Regions from separate parts of the Homo sapiens genome. Here all the other regions are linked to region 2. Evidence: chromatin loops called from intact Hi-C (ENCODE). Cell type or tissue: Calu3. All regions are shown on one strand. Each heading gives the region's core, and the rest is flanking DNA. Links, peaks and the distances in the headings are about the cores only.

Evidence for each region. Peaks named below come from ENCODE experiments on the same cell type or tissue, not always from the same donor. Only the 100,000 strongest peaks of a DNase experiment are listed, where the experiment ranks them.
Region 1: it touches region 2 in a loop (2.2-fold over the local background); 35 of 110 quality-filtered maps call a loop at or near these places.
Region 3: it touches region 2 in a loop (2.7-fold over the local background); 20 of 110 quality-filtered maps call a loop at or near these places.

Annotation. Positions count from the first base shown.
Region 1 is chr5:115,531,172-115,533,671 of GRCh38, forward strand. The region is part of intron 2 of FEM1C (fem-1 homolog C); the gene reads right to left. Among named protein-coding and RNA genes, the nearest start is that of FEM1C, 12 kb to the right of the region's middle. In Calu3, for the core only: no CTCF peak of the experiment used is centred there; no DNase peak of the experiment used is centred there.
Region 2 is chr5:115,412,133-115,419,564 of GRCh38, forward strand. No RefSeq gene overlaps it. Among named protein-coding and RNA genes, the nearest start is that of CCDC112, 120 kb to the left of the region's middle. RefSeq lists an enhancer at 3,055-3,204. In Calu3, for the core only: no CTCF peak of the experiment used is centred there; a DNase peak (open chromatin) is centred at 3,209.
Region 3 is chr5:115,463,525-115,470,956 of GRCh38, forward strand. No RefSeq gene overlaps it. Among named protein-coding and RNA genes, the nearest start is that of FEM1C, 78 kb to the right of the region's middle. In Calu3, for the core only: no CTCF peak of the experiment used is centred there; no DNase peak of the experiment used is centred there.

The DNA.
Region 1 (2,500 bases), core at 1-2,500, 120 kb after region 2:
TATTTTAAATGCCAGTCATATTAAACCTCAATGAATAAATTATATCTAATATAAAACCAAACCTCATAATAGAACTTCAACCAATCACATCACTTTCCAACTCAAAAAACTTTCACAATTTCTCTAAGGAAAAGCAGACAATCTTTGAGATGGCCTTCAAAATTCTACATCATTGATTCTCAAAGCACTATCTGTGTGGAGAGAGCAATGAGGAAGAAATCTATAGTTTCAGAAAACATTATGTGCAGTAAAGTTTAATATTGGATATTCAAGGATACGTATTTTAAAAGACTAACAAATATTTCCCTACCCTATCTCTTTAGCTTCATTTCTCATTATCTCTGGAATGAATGATTCACTGTGCATCTAACTCAGGGACTGGCAAACTTTTCCGGTAAAAGGCCAGGTAGCATTTTAGGTTTCTAGACTATAAGGTCTCTGTTGTAACCACTAAACTCCGCCAAGTACCATGAAATATGCTATGGTAGTATGTTAAATTAATGGATATGGCTGTTTCCCAACAAAACTTTTACTTTTGTACTCTAAAATTTGATTTTCATGTGTCATAAAATATTTTTCATTTGATTTCTTTCTCAACCATTACAAAAATGTAAAAACCTTTCTTAGCTCTCAGGCAGTACTGAAATGGGGTGGGCTGGATTTGAACCCTGGGCCATAGTTTGCCAAACCTGCTCTAACCCGGAGACATGGTCTGCATCTCCCACACACAAGGGAGAAATTCTGCTTATGCTTCACATTATTCCATCCTAAGTACTTCTCCCAGCACCAAGAACAAACAGCCCTGTTCACTTCCACCTCTATGCCTCTGTTCTTGATTTTCCTATAAAGCACTTCCTTCTTTACCATTTTAACTTCTTGTCCTTCAAATCTCACTAGAAATTTCAACTGCTTAAAGAGGTTTTCCTGGTTTTATCATATCAATTTTATCATTGTGAGAATGCCTGGTGAATAAATATATGAGTCATCCTAATAATTATTCACATAACATCTACTATTATAATACCTTACACTAGTATAATGCTACTGCTTCACAAATAAGTTCTTACCTAAACAGTCTATTCTTAAAGTATACAGATCCTATATTTCTTATATCCCAGAAGCAACTAGCAACCTGCTAAAGCTAAGGTAGATTCTAAATTTTTAATATTTGATATCACAAAAAGTAATTCAATCTTAGCTTTTGCAGACAAAATAAGTTCAAAAAGTAATATCCTAGAAGGAGATCTTTTTAATTACTCTAACAGGTTAAGTGTATAACCACCACACTTTTCTGCCCTGGAAGGCCCTAAAGGTAAGTTTTTTAATTATAGCCTAGAGCATTATTACTTACAGCTTAGAAAACAGAGGGGAAAAAAAAAAGGCATGATCTTAAAGCAATTATAACTTTTGTGTCATTTCTCCAAGTCTTTTTATATAGTATGCTTTGACAAAGTTATAATCAGTATATATATAACTGTTTCCTGCTTTTCACCTACATCTTGGGCATTCTGTCATGTGTTATTACATCGTCTGCATAGTTTCTGTAACTACACAGATTCTACATAATCCTTCTTAATGGTTTTATGGTGAAAGTTCAAGCAAGGGAGCAAGTCATACATTACATAAACATTTCCCCGTTGATGGACATCTGCACTGCTTCAGAATTTTTACTATTAAAATTAATGCTTAAAAAACTATAAGGACAGATAACAGAGCAGTGATTGGCAAGGGCTGGGGGCTAGGAGAGGGGTTTAATGCAAAGGAGCATGAAGGACATTTTTGTTCTTACCTTTAATAAATGCGTAGTATATGTTTGTCAAAAATTACAGTACTGTACACTAAAAAGTATGAATTTTATTGCATGTAAATAAGTCAATAAACAAATGACAAAAAAATTAACGCCTACCTAAAATAGAATCACAAATGTGTGATGGCTTAATAGACATCTTCAATTCACTACCAATGGGATTATAAAAATTGTTTAAAGTTCCACTTTATAGTATTCTTTCTACTACTAAAATTAACTTTTTAATTTATATTACCTCTATTCCTTGGTAAATAGAATATTTTCTCATATCTGTTTATAAACTTTATTTTCTTTTATGCCATGTCTATGTTTCAGTTTCTGAGATTAATCTGGCTTTCTATGTATAAGCACTTTATAAAATGATAACCAGTTTGTTAAATTTACCGTAAATATTTTGCTATGTCAGTTTTTTCAAGTGCTAGATATGCTATAAGTATTAAATGTAATTTTTTGTGAAAAAGTATAACAAGCCAAATTTAAAAAGTGAGTTACCAGGGTCTTGTGACTAGTATGTACTGTTACATGCCAAAGATCATTAAAATCATATTTTCTTTTTTGCTAGTTAACATAATTGATTTAAAGTTTTGGTGCATAACGATATATGCCAAGTACTATAGATTTAGCTCAAGAATTTTCTCTGGGTTACACAGGCCCTTTAAAAACATTCCCATAATACAGCGATCGTACTTCCCA
Region 2 (7,432 bases), core at 2,220-4,719:
GCCATACTGCCCAAGGTAATTTACAGATTCAATGCCATCCCCATAAAGCTACCAATGACTTTCTTCACAGAATTGGAAAAAAACTACTTTAAAGTTCATATGGAACCAAAAAAGGGCCTGCATCGCCAAGTCAATCCTAAGGCAAAAGAACAAAGCTGGAGGCATCACGCTACCTGACTTCAAACTATACTACAAGGCTACAGTAACCAAAACAGCATGGTACTGGTACCAAAACAGAGATATAGATCAATGGAACAGAACAGAGCCCTCAGAAATAACGCCGCATATCTACAACTATCTGATCTTTGACAAACCTGAGAAAAACAAGCAATGGGGAAAGGATTCCCTATTTAATAAATGGTGCTGGGAAAACTGGCTAGCCATATGTAGAAAGCTGAAACTGGATGCCTTCCTTACACCTTATACAAAAATCAATTCAAGATGGATTAAAGACTTAAACGTTAGACCTAAAACCATAAAAACCCCGGAAGAAAACATAGGCATTACCATTCAGGACATAGGCATGGGCAAGGACTTCATGTCCAAAACACCAAAAGCAATGGCAACAAAAGACAAAATTGACAAATGGGAACTAATTAAACTAAAGAGCTTCTGCACAGCAAAAGAAACTACCATCAGAGTGAACAGGCAACCTACAAAATGGGAGAAAATTTTCGCAACCTACTCATCTGACAAAGGGCTAATATCCAGAATCTACAATGAACTCAAACAAATTTACAAGAAAAAAACAAACAACCCCATCAAAAAGTGGGCGAAGGACATGAACAGACACTTCTCAAAAGAAGACATTTATGCAGCCAAAAAACACATGAAAAAATGCTCATCATCACTGGCCATCAGAGAAATGCAAATCAAAACCACTATGAGATATCATCTCACACCAGTTAGAATGGCAATCATTCAAAAGTCAGGAAACAACAGGTGCTGGAGAGGATGTGGAGAAATAGGAACACTTTTACACTGTTCATGGGACTGTAAACTAGTTCAACCATTGTGGAAGTCAGTGTGGCGATTCCTCAGGGATCTAGAACTAGAAATATCATTTGACCCAGCCATCCCATTACTGGGTATATACCCAAATGACTATAAATCATGCTGCTGTAAAGACACATGCACACGTACGTTTATTGCGGCATTATTCACAATAGCAAAGACTTGGAACCAACCCAAATGTCCAACAATGATAGACTGGATTAAGAAAATGTGGCACATATACACCATGGAATACTATGCAGCCATAAAAAATGATGGGTTCATGTCCTTTGTAGGGACATGGATGAAATTGGAAATCATCATTCTCAGTAAACTATCGCAAGAACAAAAAACCAAACACCGCATATTCTCACTCATAGGTGGGTATTGAACAATGAGATCACATGGGCACAGGAAGGGGAATATCACACTCTGGGGACTGTGGTGGGGTTGGGGGAGGGGGGAGGGATAGCATTGGGAGATATACCTAATGCTAGATGACGAGTTAGTGGGTGCAGCGCACCAGCATGGCACATGTATACATGTGTAACTAACCTGCACAGTGTGCACATGTACACTAAAACTTAAAGTATAATAAAAAATAAAAAATAGAAAATAAAAAATTCCAGTGGGCAGGGCCCCTCAGGAGCTGAAGTCATATCAGAAAGTGGTAGTGACTGCTGAGTCTCAATGAGATGCCAAGTGCCAGCCAATGCTGCTTCTGCATTTGTGTGCACCAGAAAGGGGAAAATGTCAAGTTCTCAAAATAAAACAAATGAAAAACCCAACAGCAACAAAGAGCAGCCACACATGAGAACAATTTGAGTTTCTTTCAGGGACACTGTCTTTCCATTTGAATAGCTTTATGCTCCGGGACTCCTGTTGGATCTGCTGTGAGCTATTTTTTTTTTTTTTTTCCCCTAAGCAGAGCTTGCTTTAAACCACGGTCTGTGGACCATCCTTTATTAAGGAATTAATAAAGCCCTCCTATTGCCCACAGACCCTTCCTCTCCTGATGGTAGTCTTGGAAAGGGGAACACAGTCTTCTATCTCACAGTTAACACTGAGGCTTAGAATCATCGCGGAAGACTTAACACAGTGACTGGTCGTCATTCTAGGATAAAAACGAGGGATATTAGAGGGCAGAGAGCATGATGATTACCTATAGTGTGGACAGTGGTAAGGCGATGGGGGTAGGAAGCAGGAGGGAGGGCAAGAAAATGGTAGTGAAAGGGAGATGATACAACCTTCTGCCACATCTGCCTAAGGCAAGGCTGGGTGACAGTAGTTTTTTTAGTCCAGCAAACCTTCCCACTCCCACTCATAAAGTGATCTCTAATTCTCTGGCACAACAGGTGCTTGCCACATGTAATTCTTGGAAACTGCTGAGTTTCCTTGTGCGGGTAATTTGTAACACTTACAACTACTTCTCCTCCTGGGGCTGCTGCTGTGGCTTCCTGGAAAGAGTGTCCATTCCTGTGCTCTGATGGATCACAGCTGCAGATTGCCCGGGCTTTGCTCATCACCACATGGCTATCATGTCACAAGCACATTCATACATGTGTTTTAGGGAAGTCATGTGATTATTTCTTCCATTACCTAAAGCTGTACAGCTAGCTAAGTGTTATGGGCCAGAGGTAGATTTGAAATTTAGTCATTAGACCCACAATCAGCATGAACTATTGGGTAAATGCTCATGAGAACATGTTTACATGTGCGTGTGTGTGGGGGTGTGCATGTGTGTGTGTGTGGGGGGGGTGTGTGCAGGAGGAGAGGGTGTCTCATCTCTGAACACTTCTAAAAGGGTAAAAATCCCAAGCACGCCTCACTCAGGGGCCTCAGCTCATGCCCCACTTGAGCTGCATTAGTGAGCTTGTGCATTCTTAGGTAAGTACATACTTAGTACAGTTTCCTCAGGGAAGCTGAGCCACAAGTACATGACTGCTTACTTACCATTTGGACATCTGACACAATCCACTTGCTCCCATTTTCCTAAAGACACAGCATGCGGTTGCATCTGTGGTTATCCATAGTAAAGCTTTGCCAGTCAACTCAGTGGGTCTGCATGCTCATTCTGATCTTACAACAGTCAAATGGAGCCTCGCTGAGGCTTTGGATGAAAGGTCACACTCTCCCTCCCAATGCACTCAATGAATTGCTATTGTGTTTGGAGTGCCCTGCCCACTGTCACCACCTATTTTAAACAGCACATGACTCTGACTCACAGAAAAGAGCAAAGAACTGCATGAAGGCTGTATAACATGCTGCACACCCACTCCCTTGGGCAAGGGCCCAAAAACACTCAGGCCTCTGAGTGTCTTAGGTGAGAACCCTTTCCTCCTCTGGCATCTCTGAACAGATCCAATGAGTGAGGTTACCGAGGTTTTGCAACAAACAAGCAAACATTTGAAAATATCTCCCAAACATACAAGTTGACAACTTAAACAAGAATGTGGGGCAAAAAAAAAAAAAGTCGTCATTTATAGCTTGATGCCTTCTATGATATAGTTAGCTATGCCCAGATGCTGTGGGTGGGAAGAAGCCTGAAAGACTCCCCATCAACAGGGGTTCTGAGGCTGCCAAAGACGGCCTCATTAAAGGGGCCAGTGGCTCCAGGTGATATCGTGGAACACAGTCCAGTTCTTTTCTCCACTGGATCTTTTCTTTACTAGGTTAATTCTCAGAGGTTGTTTTTGTGAGAGCCCCTTTAGCAGCAAGGTGTGAAATCCACTCAAATTAGCTTACGTAAATTGTCTATTGTGTGGGGACAGCAGAGAGAAGGGAGAAAGCTTACTGTAGGTATAAAAAAGTCTTTGGGGAAACTTAGAATTGCTAAAGAGCTAGACCTTAGTAGGGGCTAGAACTGGGACCCCTCAGAAGCCCTCTACATCCTTCACTTTAGGCAGGGTTCACTGACCCCACTGCCTATAGGGCTCACACATGTGAAATAGTGGGGTCTAAAAAGGAAACTTGCTTATACCACTCAGCCTCTGGGCCTGGGGAGCTGTAGAGAGAGGTGGGGAATCTGGCCACTGAAATAAAACAAAATTCTCTGTTCACTGAGTCTCCTGTGAGTTTGCTGAAAGTTGCTCATCTATTCTGAGCAGCAGGTGAGTCTGGGGCAGGCCCCTTGGTCCTCTGTATGGACACTTATGCGAGCATGTGTGTGATCTTGAAATGTATGTTCTAAAAGTCTGAAAAGTCTCAAATGCACCTCAAGTCTGGCCTCTCTGGTTCAGCATGTTCATTCTTAAGATAACCACAATTTCCATGCAGTTTGCTCTGGAAGGCCCACCTAGTTTTAAATGTGAAATACTTTAGTTTTTAAGTGTTGGCAATCATTTAAATTTCAAACCTCACAGGCCAAACAAAACATGTCGTGTATCAGTTATGTCCTGTGGGTGGCTGGTTTGTGGTGACTGGTACCTCATCATACACAGTCCACACATCTGTTTCTTTATGGTCCTCAACCAAATTGGCAAGTTCTATATGTCTCTAAGCTCAGAATTCCTGGAGAGTAATTTATTTGGTCTCTGGCTTGGTTAGGGCCCATTCCCGGTTCAATCACATGGTACACAGAACTGCCATTGTTAGAAGTTGTAGGTGAGGAGTGGGTGTGGTAGATAAACTGACTGAAAGTCTGCTATCATTGTTGGATGTTTCCAGATTTGTTTCCTCTTTGGATCATGTTCTTGAACTCAGAAGGAGCAGAGGATTTATCTGGTTTGAAATTTCTGAAACTTTCTAAGTCAAATGAATCAGCAGTCATCAGCTGCCCCATGAAAATGTCCCAGAATGCATAGGTAGAGGTGGCATCATACTCCAACAGGGACTAAGACTGGCTCCTTCTCCACCAATTACATCTCAGTTTTTGAGAAAATTGATGAAGATGGGCCATGACCTGAGCTTTTCTTGTTGCCAGGATGCCTCTTCTCTTTTTCTTCACATTTCCAAACTATGCCTCTCTTCCTTACGAATGTTTGTTTCGAAATAGGTCTGTGTCTGATGACCTTTCCTGTAGGAAGAGTTCCAGAATATTCTCTCCCCAGTAAGAAAAAGAATTGGCAATTGGCAGTTTCTGAAATGAGCTTATTGTCTTCACACAGTTCTCATTTTCAGAAAAGCGGGAAGGACTGGCAATGCTGCACATTCTCTGTGCCTGCTTGGTCTGCTCACATCATTTGCATTCTGATCCAGCATTTTCCACTTCATTTTCAAAGCCTCTGTAGACTCCACTCTTCATCTGTGTAGTATAAAAGATAGCATTTCTCAACTTCACAAAGATTTCTTTTCAAACATTCTATTTCTGGAAGGTAGAACCAGTGTTCTTTGCTGCTTTTTCTACCCACCCACAGCAGGGTACAGAGTCACCCTATCTGACATGGGGCAGAACACCTGAGTGTGGGTCCAGTTCTCCGTTTATTGGCTGCTCTGCAAGCATCAGTGTATTCATTAGTAAAAACATAGGAAATAATGGGACAAAAAATAAATTAGACTGATTCTTTTAGGTTTGGAGGGGGAATTATAAAGCCTTTGGGAAAACTTATGAATTACTCTACCTCCTAGGGGAATTCCTAGACCAGGAATTCATCCATGCCTGGGACTGGAACACATATATATGGTTTTGGAGAAAACCCCAAGAGCATATACATGTGCTCCAGTCCCCATCTGTTTTTAACCCAAATACTTCGGATAACCCCAAGAAACTCGAAGACTCTGGAGTAAGTCCCAAAGCCTTGGGCTGTGGTCTGGGAGCCTCTAATCTCCAACATTTCAGAGAAGAATCAATCATATACTGTGTAGTATATTGATAGTTCCTCTTTTTCTTTTCATTTATTGCTTGAAAATAATTGAAGCCTAGAAGTCTACCCTGGTGTGGTGGACATTTGATTTTCTGCCAACCATCTCCCTGACCCTGATAACCACATACTAATTTACCCTTAAACTCCTCCCCTTCTCCCCCACTCATCTGAAGTGACTCTGGCTCCAGGCTTGGGTATTGGATCTGGGCTTGGAAAATCAAAGGGGCAGTGATTGGTTCAGAGCTGGGAAAGTGCCCCAAGCTGGGCCATGAAAATCAGCCCTGAGATTGTTGGTGCCTTACTCTGGGGTTGCTAAGCTTATAGATGGAACTCTTGGTGATCATCTTTACCACTTGTAGGGAATACCTGCCTGTGAATGAAACTAACACAGAGGAAAGCAGGAGTGAGCGGGAAAGAGACAATGATTGTGTCCTTCATGCACTCACTGTCTAAAGACCTGGATGAAATTGTGCCTGAAACCACCCACTGAACTTTCCAGTTACAAGGATCAATAAATTCTGATTTTTCTTTGAGCCAGTTTGAGTTGGGCATGTATTTCATAACCAAAATTGTCAAGACTAATATAGCTGGTCTAGTGAGAAATTAATAGATCCCATTTGTCTAGCAACAAATCCATAGATCCATATATACCTCCCTTCATCTCTTAGACTTCATCAACTCACATTAATCTATGTGGGAATCCACCCCTGAATCAACCCTGGAACTTGCCACTTCTTAGCTATGAGCTTTCTTGATTATCCTACAATAATCCTTTCTGTAGGACCATGGGGTTGCCAAGATTCAGATTTTATCACTGAAGCAAACAGCCAGCAACTAAGGTTACTTCCCATAGAAATAACTGTCCTAAAATGAAAGCACCAAGTAAGTTTCTCCTTTGAGCTTCACAAGGCCTTGAGAGCCTTCGGAACAAATGTCACCTCTCCTGCCATCTGCCTTATGGCTCAGGCTACCCTGCTGCTATCTTCCCACTGTGTTTCCATCCCACTCCCTTAAGCCGAGCTCTCATGCTCCAGGAAAGAATCAAAATAAACCTTTGCCTTCATATGGAGTATGAGTAAATAAACTCCTGGACATATGCCAAATCCTGTCAGAGCACGTGTGTCCTCGTTCACCTGCAAGAAACAAACAACCTGGCTAAAACCACTCGGAGGCCATTGAGTGTTCCTGGACTCTATGTTCAGGGAGACTATCAATATCAACCCTAGAGCTGGCACAAAGAATCCCTAGCTGGATCAGCCATCCCTGAAGAGATCTTTCCTGTATTCTCATCTCCCCTGAATTTCTGCATGGATCCTGGGAAGATTAGATCCTTGAATATTCAGTAAAATTATACATTTATGAGGCGGGGAAGGGGAAAGGAATGGGAGTGAGAGAGATGGAGAGGAAAGGGAGAGGTGGACAGGGAAGGGGAGGCTGAAGGGGAGCCACTAATACCTTTACTATACCATTTAAATTAGTACAGACTAGAAATTAGACTGCACCTTAAATACAGGATAGTAATATTAAAGAAAATTTAATGAGTGCAAACTTTTCATGCTATTAATTTATGCTTAGGTTGAAAAAAAAAAGAAGCATTGTTTACAGGGTTTGCTTTTACAAATAATACTTTCTTGCAT
Region 3 (7,432 bases), core at 1,965-4,464, 51 kb after region 2:
TTCCCAGGAGTAAAAAAAAAATCTCCAGATTGAACACATTGCTTTTATGAACAGAAAAATAAATTAATTAAGGCCCACCCTATGCCAAACTATGTAATTGTGAGATTATGTGTTACCCCCAAATTATGTGAGAAACATTATGAGATAATTGTGTCCCCAAAGAGAGGGGAAAAGTCACTTACAAGAAAATAAGCATGAGGAAGGAATAGGATTATACAACACTTACAATAAATGTTAGAAGAGATCAATAAGATAGTGCCTTCAAATATGTGAAGGAAAATTAAGTTTCAACCTAGACTTTGAATCTCAGCCAGACTATAACTCCAGAGAGTTGATAAAATAAAGACATTTTCAGAAGAGTAGGAATGCAAAAACACTACCCCTATTTCTTTTTTTTAAAAGCAACTGGAGGACTTTCAGTTATCTTAATGGCAGTCTAGACCAATCCTCCTGATGAGGTTGACTAAAACAGCTATATATGTATATTGAGTAACGTAGAGGATGAATATATACATACATACTTTTTTTCTTAAAATCCTTAAAAAGCAAACTAGTGAGGGATTACCATGCCAAAAACTTGGGAGAATATAAGAAGGAAAAAGCAAGTACTCACAGATGCACTGGCCCTGATTAGGAAGAAACAGCTGCAGTATGGAGCTGTGGTATTTGGCAGCCTCACTGAACAAAATAGATAAAAGGACCTGCCAAGTGGAAAGTCTGATAAATACCCACACATTAAATGAAGGTCCTGAAGGGCTTTACTCTTAGGGCAGAGCTTCCCAAACTTGTGGGCACATTAGAATCACTGGAGAGCTTTTAAAAATTCCAAAGCCCAGGTAACACCAGAGACCATTCAAATCACAATCTCTGACTGTAGGAAACAAGCATCAGTACATTTTAAAGTTTCCCAGGTGACTCAAATGTACAAACAAGTTTGAGAATCGCTGCTGTTAGAGAAAGAATAAATTGAAATCAACACTGTTCTCATATGGATGATCCAGGGAATCTCAAGCCTGAAATTTCAATTAAGGTAGTCTAGAGTGTCAGAAGCAAATTAAAATTTTCTGTGGAGGTAGATGTTTTCAATCTATGCCCAAATTATTTCTACGAATAAGATTTCAAATACAATGTTAAGCATAAGGTCTGTATGAGACATAACCAGGGAGTAAAAAAAGACAACAGAAACAAGCCCACAAAGATTTCAGATAGTGAAAGTATTGGGCACAGCCACCAAAATCATGTTTTCTGTCTTCAGACTGAAAAAGAAAATCTTGAACATTTCAATTGGGAAGTGGAAACTTTAAAAAGTTGCTTTTATTTGAAAAAGGACTGAGTAGAAATTCTAGAACTAAAAAATACAGTAACTATAGTTAAGAATTCTACAGGTTTACCAGATATACAGGTAGAACAGATATAGCCAAATATTAGATTAGGGAACTGGAATATAAATTAGAAGAAAGTATCCAGAAAAAAACGAAAGGATGAGTATTGATTGCCAAATATTTGTTTGCATGGCCAGAGAGTCAATATTTCAGATCATGCAGGCCATACTGTCTCTGTGGTAACTAGTCAATTCTGCCACTATAGTTCAAAAAAAGCCATAGACAACAAGCAACTGAATAATCATGACTATATTCAAAACTTTATTTACAAAAACAGGTGACTACCTCCAAAGCCACAGTTTATCAACACTTAACATAGAATGAAAATTTTAACATATGTATGTTATGTCTTGGAGACATAGGTCTCCAAATAGACCATAAGGAGAGTAATGGGGTACAGACAGTAAATGAAAAAAAAAATTACCAAGAGTTTTTTAAAACTGATGAATGACACCAATTCAAAAAATTCAGGAGTTCAATAAATCCCTAATATGATAAATATAAAGAAACCCATACCTTGGTTTGCAAGAAAAGCAAAGAGAAAGGGAAAATCATAAGCTAGAGAAAAAGAACACTTTCAAAGTTGTGACAGAGTGGCAACTAACTTCTCAGTATCAAAAAACAAAGACTGAAAGGTAAGACCTCAAACTGTAAGAATCCTAGAAGAAAACCTAGGAAATACCATTCTGGACACTGGCCTTGGGGAGGAATTCATGACTAATCCTCAAAAGTAATTGCAACAGAAACAAAGATTGACAAATTGGACCTAATTAAACCAAACACCCTCTGCACAGCAAAAGAAACTACCAACAGAGTGAAAAGAAGACCTACAGAATGGGAGAAAATATTCACAAACTATGCATCGGACAAAAAAGATCTAATATCCAGAATCTAAAAGAAACTTAAATCAGCAAGCAAAGACAACTCCGTTAAAAAATGAGCAAAGGACATGAACAGACACTACTAAAAAGACATACAAGTGGCCAACAAACATATGAAAATATGCTTAACATCACTAATAATCAGAAAAATGCAAATCAAAAGCACAAAGAGGTACCATCTCCCACCAGTCAGAATGGCTATTACTAAAAAGTCAAAAAACAATAGACGCTGGCAAGGCTGCAGAGATAAGGGAACACTTATACACTGTTAGTAGGAATGTAAATTACTTCAGCCCCTTTGGAAAGCAGTTTGGAGATTTCTCAAAGAACTAAAAACAGAATTACCATTAAACTCAGCAATCCTATTTCTTTTATTTAAAAAAAAGATTCTTCTAACAAAAAGATACCTGCACTTGTATGTTCATTGCAGCACTATTCACAAAAATGAAGACACAGAATCAACCTAGGTTCCCATCAACAGTGGATTGGACAAGGAAAATGTAGTATATACATACCATGCAATACTACACAGCCATAGAAAAGAATGCAATCATGTCCTTTGCAGCAACATGGATACAGCTGGAGGCCACTATCCTAAGTGATTTAACACAAGAACAGAAAACCAAATACTGCGTGTTCTCACTTAGAACTGGGAGCTAAACTCATGGACATAAAAATGTCAAGAATAGACACTGGGGACTACTAGATGGGGGAGGGGCACAGGGGTTGAAAAACTGTTGGGTACTATACCCGCTATGTGAGTGATGGGATCATTAATACCCAAACCTCAGCATCATGCAATATACCCATGCAACAAACCTGCACATGTACCCGTGAATCTAAAAGTTAAAAAAAAAAAAAAAACAGCACGAGGGAATGTCTTCAACACAGTAATAGAAAATAACTGCCTACTTAGAATTCTACACTCATCAAAAATATACCTCAAAATTTAAAGCAATATGATGACTCTATTTGACAAGTAAAAACAGGGTGTCTTCTGTAGATCTGCACTAAAAGATATTCTAGAGCATGTAGTTCAGACATAAGGAAAATGATCATTGGTGAAAGGTAAAGCTGAGGGAAAAAAAGGAAAGCAAGAAAAATGGTAAATATGTGGGTAAATCCAAATGAATGCTATGTAAAATAATAACATGTTTTATAGTGTTTTAAATATATAGAGAATTTAAATACACTGTAATAATAGTTTTGAATTTGGGAAAGTGGTATTGAATTTGTGTTGTCTAGGAGGAGGGTAAAGGTAATAATTAACATTTGGTAAGTCAAGGATGTGAATCATAATTTCTAGAATAACCACTAAGAAAATAGAAACAAAGTGTACAACTTCCAAATTAATGAAGGGGAAGAAACTTCAAACTAGAAAAATCAAAAAGAAGGCGAAGAAGAGAGAAAAAATAGAACAGCAGGTATGATGGAAAGTACAAAATAAAATGGTAGATTTAAACACAAAGGTACAGTTAATACATTAAGTATAAATAGACTAATTGCTGCAATTAGAAGTCTAAGATTGTCCTTCTGGATCAAAAAAAAAAGACAAACTAATGAACAAATTCCAAATACAGGTTGTTTAAAAGTAACATATCTAAGACATAAAAATAAAAATCAATTTTAAAGGGGCAAAAAATAAAACATAAAAATAAAGAAATGTTTACAGCAACTAGAAAATATGCTCCAACAAAATGAGAAAATAAATTAAGGAAAAAATAACACATGGGATTGAGGAGACAGGGGACTGGCATTGGAAGTCAAAGGGTTATGGGAAGAAAGTTTCCAGGTAAAGTAGAGAATTAATAAACACTTTGATGCCTCTGAGTATGGGGAAAAATAACAGCTGATTGATATATGGTGTCTCTGATGGAATATTTAGAAAAATGTGGATATTAGCTTTTTAAAACTACAGTGAAAATAGAAGCAATTAATAATTCTAAAAAATCCCATGAAAGGTTTCTTTCAGACAAGAAAGGAAATGCAATCATACCCTGTGGATTGATTTCACAATTTAAAAGTGTTTGCCCAATCTCAATGTAAACACTATTTAATAATTGAGCTAAAATTTGTTATATACACTGCTGAGCAGAAGAGGGAGGAGAGTGGAATGTAAGAGAGAGGAATACTTACTGTGTAAAATAGAAGTCACTAAATGAGGTCTAAAAAATGTAAATCAAGAATTGGTAGCATAATCCTATTACTTAGAATTATAGAGGTAAGTGCCAGAAAGATCAGCTAAAATAAATGCAAGTGACTATCTCTGAGAAGAAGGAGGTAAGGGATGAAGAGTAGTGAGGCAAGTGCTGTTTATAATTATGAGCCTTCTTGTTTTATTTGGTTTTTAAACTATGTACGTGCATTACTTTGTTAAAATTGAAATGACAAAAATGAAATCAAAACAAACCAGAAAATAGAAGCAATGAAGGGGCCCTTTTCCTATCAGATATAACAATTAAAATGGAAATTAAAATTGTCATTACACAGAAATACATAAGTAGATATCAAAATACATTATAAATTATGTAAGTTAAACAATAATTGTCACAGAAATAAACAAATAGTTCCATGAAACAGGATAAATATTCAAATTAATATGGAAATTCATTTCATGATAAAGGCAGCCTTTTAACAGGAGTATTTTAAATTAGTAGGGATATTTAATTGATGACTGGCAATTCATTTTGAAAAATCAGTGTTAGATCCCTGTCTCACACCATACAAAGAAAGAAATTTCAGTCAGATCCAAAAGCTAAATGCAAAACCCAAAATTTAAAAAAGAGAATGAGATAATATCTGTATGTACTAACTTTGAAATAGGTCTATAAGCTATTTTTAGGTGAAAAAAGAAAATAGGAGTACAGTATGATTAGCATAATTCTATTTTTTAAGTAAAAATATATATGTGAATTTGTGTGTGTGCATGTGTGTGTGTGTGTATGCATGTGTGAGAGAAGTGCAGGGGAAGGAGCAATTGAGAACAATAGCCTAGAATATCCACTAAATTGTTAGTAACTAGATTTTGGTGGTGGTGATGATGGAGAGATCATAACTAAAAATGTGGGAAAGTTGTCAGTGATTATTACTTTCATTTTCTCCTTTTTTCACATTTTTCAAATAAAAGCTGTTAAAAAGAAAAAGGTTAAAAGAGTTCCAAGTGAAGGTTTAGTCTTAACCTTTAAATCTATCCCTCTATTACTTACCCTGGGATTTATAAAAACTGTGCTCACACATAAATCCTGCATATATTTCTATCTGCTAAAGCTTCTGTGATCTTTCTTTTTCTAAAAAAAAAAAAATACTTTATCCAGCTTTTGTAAATAGGAAATGTTCTATTTAAGTAACATTTGTTGAATGATTATAATATGTGGAACAAATAACTAGATATGTTATATAATTTTTCCTAACACCCTGGGTTCAATCTAGAAAATTTTGTAAGGAAAATTACAAGGCAAGTTAAAAAGAGGGGAGTACTCTTTCTAAGATTATATCAAATAACTCCAAGGCAATAATGACAATTTTTAAATTGATTCCTGTACTGTGGAGAAACTAAAAAAAAAAAAAAAAAAAAAAAAAAAAAAAAAAAAAAAAAAGATAAAAACAGCATCCCTATATGTTATCAGATGTAAGACCTGCAAAGAAAAAAATGCATTGAGAAATATTTCTGAAAGCATTTTATTAAGAATAAATCCTGGTTGCCTCTTGTTTTTAAGCTGCAATGCCAAGATCCTTTTTTTTTCTCTATAGGGTAGAAAGCAGATTAACAAAATCAAATTGAAAGCAATAGAAAAATGAGAGAATAGAGTTTTTATATTATCTTGGAGAATCCACATGGATATTTGAGACCTTGAAGAACATGGAGTCTATATCTTAACCTTTGTATATGCCAGCTCAGTGTCATTTTCATCTTGCTCCTTCATTTAATTAGATTTACTTTTTTGCCTGGCATTGCATTGGACACTGGGCATGTGACAACCTCAAGTTGCTGTTAGCAGAGGGAGTGGGAGAGACATAAGCCAACAGCAATTACAATTCAGAACTTAAATGCCATTCTGGAGGTGTGTGCGAGGGCATGGGAAGCCTGAGCTCAGACTTCTTCCCGAAGACATCCATTATCTCTCCAAAGGTAAGGAGCCACACAAAGGAACACAATAGCAACAGAAAGCAAAAACATTTTTGCTTGTGATTGCAATGGAAAAACCCTCTTAAGGTCACTCAGGTGGGAAAGAGTGAACGTGGACTTGGGAAGGTGAGTAAAGTTCTCAGAGCCAGCGCTGCATTCACAGATGGCTCAGGTCCTTGGCAAGCCAGCCATGGCCACTACCCATGCCCCTCCCCCTGCCTCTTCTTACTTGGTCCCTGGGCTCTGCCTTGTCTGCACCAGTGTCTTGGTGCTGCTGTCATCTGCTGCCTCTTGTCCTGCCCACTCCCGGGAGGTAAGTCCCCCAGACTCTTCTGTGCCCAGCACAATCACAAACATCTCTGATTTTTATGTGCAGGTTCCTTAAACGTTGCCACCTGGACATTTGGCAGGGTGGTAATGTTTAAGGAACCATAATTGGCCGGGTGCGTTGGCTCATGCCTGTAATCCTAGCACTTTGGGAGGCCAAGGTGGGTGGATTGCTTGAGGCCAAGGGTTCGAGACTAGCCTGGCCAACATGGTAAAACCTCGTCTCCACTAAAAATACAAAAATTGGCTGGGAGTTGTGGCAGGCCTGTAATCTCAGCTACTAGGGAGGCTGAGGCATGAGAATTGCTTGAACCCAGGAGTTTGAGGCTACAGTGAGCTGTGATCGCGCCACTGCACTCCAGCCTGGGCAATAGAGTGAGACTATGCCTCATAAATATATATAATGGATAATGAATCAGAAGTACAATTCAGGGAGTAGCTTCTAGTAAGTGCCAAGACCCAGACCTGCCCTCAGGGTCCATTATGTCCCTGTTCTTCTCTAGGGCCCATTGTGGCAGGGAAGTGCTCCAGGCTTCTACCTCCCAGCCCAGAGAGGCAGTATTTTCCCTTATCTCACCTCTTAGTACTGTAAGAGGAGAATGACCATCCGTCCCAGTTTACACTTGATGTCTCAGTGTAATTATTAGTAATTATTAATAGTTCCCCCCTCACTCCCCAAATAGCCCCAATTTGATTTTCAGCTTCATGGTCACATT